2 separate regions of the Homo sapiens genome follow, and region 1 is linked to region 2. Evidence: read pairs that join two places in POLR2A ChIA-PET (ENCODE). Cell type or tissue: PC-9. All regions are shown on one strand.

What was found. Peaks named below come from ENCODE experiments on the same cell type or tissue, not always from the same donor. Only the 100,000 strongest peaks of a DNase experiment are listed, where the experiment ranks them.
Region 1: POLR2A ChIA-PET joins it to region 2 with 6 read pairs; 3 of 35 experiments call an interaction of 5 or more read pairs at or near these places.

What each region holds. Positions count from the first base shown.
Region 1 is chr2:45,704,659-45,707,158 of GRCh38, forward strand. The region is part of intron 1 of PRKCE (protein kinase C epsilon); the gene reads left to right. Among named protein-coding and RNA genes, the nearest start is that of PRKCE-AS1, 30 kb to the left of the region's middle. In PC-9, no CTCF peak of the experiment used is centred here; a DNase peak (open chromatin) is centred at 1,523; H3K27ac peaks cover 1,127 bases.
Region 2 is chr2:45,761,476-45,763,975 of GRCh38, forward strand. All of the region lies in intron 1 of PRKCE (protein kinase C epsilon), which reads left to right. Among named protein-coding and RNA genes, the nearest start is that of PRKCE-AS1, 87 kb to the left of the region's middle. In PC-9, no CTCF peak of the experiment used is centred here; no DNase peak of the experiment used is centred here.

The DNA of each region.
Region 1 (2,500 bases), 57 kb before region 2:
TATTGTGAGGATGAAATGCCTGTATGCTGCTGGCACATGCAGGTGCCCAGCAAATGTCCATCTCTTCCTTCCCCCTCTAGTATTTCAAGGTGACAGGCAGCAGTTTTCACCTAAGTGTTATGCCTAAGAAATGATAATAACACTGTTCACTGCCATATTTTAAGTTTAACCCCTGTACTTATTAAAGGGCTATCAAATTTGGTTGAGGAAGACCAGGGGTCATGAGAATAGTCTTGACCTTGCCAACTGCTGTATAGTGTGATCTTAAGTAATTCTCAGCCCCTTTCCTTTGTCCCTCCCATCTTACCATCTATCAGGAGGGGAGCCTGAATGGTCCCCTCTTCCTTGCAGGGGAGCTGTGGGGCACAGATGAGATAAAGCAGGTGGAGTACTTCAAGAAGTTTAAAACTTACAAATGCCAGAGACTTACTATCATCACTATCATTTGGACATGGAATAATTCACTTTCAATTCCTTATTCAGTATCACTTTTGTGGGCATGTCTTTTACCACCATATTTCATGCATACATGTGCCCAGTTCTGTGGAGCTCGGTTCCGAGCAGCGCTAGGGGCCTGAACTATTGTTGCCCTCTTAGGACACAATTTTATGTGGGGAGAAGCAGCAGGCTTTATTTCACCTGCTTGAAACTCTAGTTGCGGAGAAATTTGGCTCAGACTTTCCAAAATAAACTCACCTTTGGGCTGAATCCAGGAGTGGAAAATTTTAGCTGAAAAGGATGGCTTGTCAGAAAACATAGGAGTGACTGCCAGTTGGGGGTATATGTACTCCAGAGGAGGCGGGGTGTAAACCCAGCTGTACCATTCCCTGCACCGCATGCTCCAACCAGACCAACCCAGCCCTCCGTGAGTAGAGGTTACAGGCTTATTGGAAGGAGGGAGGCATGACAAATCTTAAGGATTGTCTGTTTTTTTCCACTGTCAGATAAACCTCCACGCTTTGGCTTCTAGAGTGATGGGTGGGCTTGCTTTCCTTTTGTGGACTTGATGGCATTTGACTGTATAATTATTCTTCTCAGCTGAATATCCCTGAGTGTCCTTTGACATGATGGTGGTATAGGTAGCTTTACCAGGCATAATTTCTATAATCCATAGAGTGTCAAGAAGGTACTTATTTTCCTATCAAATGCTGCTGACCTGATTAAGCCTTCTGCCTGGCTTTGTAGCTGAAGATAATGAGTTTGTCCAGTGCAGTGGCTGTTGGGACCTGGGGTCTTTCTGAAGATGATTGTAACCTGGGTGTGGAGTGGGGCCTTTTGTCAGTTGCTTTAAGTTAGATATCTGCTTCGGAGCTCTGTGTCTGGCTCTGTTCCCCAGGTCATAGTAGCCAACAAAGGGACCTGGTCCCCTGCAGTTGGCCCTTGAATTTTTTCTATTGTTTGAGAACTAGAAATTATTTCTGCCAGAGATTTCACCTGAGAATACATCCAGGTGAGTTCTTGAGGTTAGGGTAGGATGAGAAGCAGTAGAAGCCCTGGGGGAAAAGAATTCTGAGTTGATGCTGGGGTAGGAATGCCACAGGACTGGCCAGGAGAATAGTTTCACAGCTGCTGTTGTAGTTGGCAAGAGAAAGAGGCTGTGAAATGAAATATTACACAGGATTGCCTTAGACACTCAATGGAAAACTTTTTTCCCTCCTTCCACCAGAGGAAATGAATGCATGCTGATGGTAATGAGAAAATGAGGCTCTGAAAGTGCCTGCTTTTCCTTCATTTTCATCTTTCCCTTCTTTTCTCTGAATCCTCCCTGCCCTTGTGTCAAGCTTCATTCCTGGTTCTCCCAGGTCGGAGGAACTTGAAGCAGTGTTTGTCAACCAGTCTTGACTGAGAGGTGTCTGAGAAGACTGGGCTCTACCCTTGCAGGAGTCAGATTGGGTTCCAGAATGATCTTTGCTCTTGTTTCTGCTTTGAATGAATGGTTTGCACATGTCTCAATCTCTGGCATCACATCCCAGCAGTATCTTCTCTCCTGTTTATCCTGAGGCAGGATTTTGTATTGGCCGCCTGATAGTTTGGCCCCCCACAATGAATTAAATTTCAGGAGCAGGAAAATGGGAACCCCTGTCTTCTGTGTGTAAGAGAATCTAAGAATACTGCATGTGACTCATGGTAAGAGATTTGATCATCAATAGCAAGAAATACCTTTCATTTGAACTGTGTCTTTTAGTTACCAGAGTCCTTTCTCATTCCTTATTCCTGTGAGAAGGCAACTGGGGCAGAGGGTGGTTAAGTGATTTGCTCAAGATCCCAAACAGAATAAGCAATGACAGACATGAACTGGTTTTGCTTTTCACAGGTCAGTGGAAATTGAGTCGATTTTCCACTTTGACTGGGGAACTAGCTCTCTCCCCAAAGATGGGGGTCTTGGCCAACTCTGGAATTCTGTGATTTTATGACTGTTATATTCCTCAGTCTAACAAATACCACATCTGAGTCTGCAAGAGCTGGTGTTTGATGATTGCAGTGGAAGTCCCTCGTGGAT
Region 2 (2,500 bases):
CACAATGACGTCCAGAAGTATACACTTTTATTGTCTCCATTTTATCAGAAAGAACGGGGCTTGTGGAGATTCTGATATTCTCTCAAGCCCCCAGCCTGAGGAAGATTCCAATTGGCCTCACTTTTGGGTCTAGTGGATCTGGACTTGGGCCCCAGTCTAATCTCTGGCCTGGGTCTCTCCCTCTCCCCTCTCGCACCCTCCTCTCTGGCCACAGTCTTCTGTTCTAAGCTTGCCCTGGCTTCCTGCAAGTTTCTGGCCTCTTGTATGAGATAAGCACTTCCCTATCTGATTTCAAAGGTTTTCTACTGAGCCCTCGCTGCCATATTCTGATCCCTGAGCCACCCCGCTTTCTCACCCTTCCTGCTTGAGCCAGGGCTGTCTGCATCCCATCGGTCCCTTCCAAGAATCATAAAAGCAGAGTCCAGGTCTCCTTGTTTTTAAAGCCTCCTTGCCCTTCAGGACCACCCAGCAAGTTCCTGCTTCCCATCAGGGAGTTACTGCAGATCAGGCATTGATGAGGGGTCCCTCCCAACCTGGGTTTCCATCCCACCCTCTCACATGGGTTCCCTTGGTTGGCGTGCACCATTCAGCCACTCTCTAGGGGAGTAGCTGCTATACACCACCACCATTTTATCGTATCAAAAATATGTTTCAAATACATTGAGACTTTTACTCTCATCAATGGAAGAGAAGGAGAAGCATGGCATTTTGTCAAGCTCTCTTACTTCCGAAGGATTTAGGACTCTTGCTGCCTTTGGCCACCAGGATCAGTAAGCATTCATTTCTATTGGAAGAGATTGTGTATCTGGGGATGTTGCCCAGCGGGTCTCACTATGCTGGGAAAACTGGTGACCAACTGAGTAATACTCAAATTTATGCCAAAATTCCTGCCTTTTTCCCTGATCAGTCTTCTCTTTTGCTCCCTGCTGAACTTTGTCACTTGGGAATGGGATGGGATGAGCTGGGTGGCCTCAAACTCACATCCTCAGAGGCTCAGAGGAAAGTCCCTTTTGGTACACCAAGGCTCTTTTTCATCCTTTGAAGCTTTTGAAGGATATTTTCAGTGGATCAAAATGGCATCTTGTGCCTGGCTCTATCTGGAAGAGCTTGCCTGGGAAGGCAAGGAAGATGTTATCTAAAAGATACATGGAGAGTGATTCTTCCCAGACCAGCACATCTAGAGTTGCATGGATAGCTTCATTTCTCCATCAACATAATACCTATTATTTATTGAGTACTTATTTTATGCTAGGTCCAGTGCTAATGCATTTGCTTATGTAATCTACCCAGCAACCTAACGGAAACCTGATAGCCCATTTTATAGATAAGAAAGTGTCAAGCCTAGGATAAAAAGCTTCTGTGCTGTTGGGGGCCCTCAGGCTGTAACAGGCAGAGTGGTCAAAGAGCAAGCTACAGGTAGGTGCTGGGAGAAAGCTGTGTCTCTTGAGGTGTTCTTTCTTTTCTTTTCTTTTCTTTTCTTCTTTTTTTTTTTTTGAGACGGAGTCCTGCTCTGTCACCCAGGCTGGAGTGCAGTGGCGCGATCTCGGCTCACTGCAAGCTCCGCCTCCTGGGTTCACACCATTCTCCTGCCTCATCAGCCTCCTGAGTAGCTGGGACTACAGGCGCCTGCCACCACACCCGGCTAATTTTTTGTATTTTTACTAGAGATGGGGTTTCACCATGTTAGCCAGGATGGTCTTGGTCTCCTGACCTCGTGATCCTCCCACCTCGGCCTCCCAAAGTTCTGGGATTACAGGCGTGAGCCACTGCTCCTGGCCTTGAGGTGTTCTTTCTTTGGCCAGTCTACATCTTGGGTGTGCTTTGCTTTGGGCCTGTGAATGGAAGGGGCATTTCTTTGTTAGATAAGGAACTTTTCAGTAAAAAACAGCAGAGACCTGTCTAGTGGATGATTAAGCCTAAGCTTATGCTAAAGGGCAGGGGCTGAAATGATTTCATAACATTTTTCATCCTCACCATCTGGACCTAGACCTAATGTTGTGCAGCCTAGTACAGGAATTGTTAAGGCTTTGCTCACGTCCCACCCCCTCCCTAGTCTCCAAAGGACCTCAGCCCTCATTGATTTTCCCTCTTCTAGGACAGTTTTCAGCATTTAAGTTTAGTAATACTCAGTGTAGGGCTTGATTCTGCAATCTCCCTTGGTATAACCCGCCATGCTGCTGCTAGTCTCAGGCTCCCTCCGCTGTCTTTTGCTGCCCTTCTGCCCAGACTCAGTGAGCGCTAAAGTCAGGAAGGGCCCAAGGGATCATGTAGTTTAACCCACTCATTTTATCAGTGGGGGAAAGAGAAGGCCAGCTCTAGGCTCTCTCTCACGGTGGAGGGAAAAGTGACACACACCTTGTTAAAAGAATCCCAAGCCGAATTGAACAGATTGGGAGCTTTGGTGTTTGTTTTGGTGGACTCTTTCTTGTATGCCTGCAGTTTCTCCACTTAGATCTGACATCCTTTTACCTAATTAAATTCCCTTCCCAGTCCTCTGCCG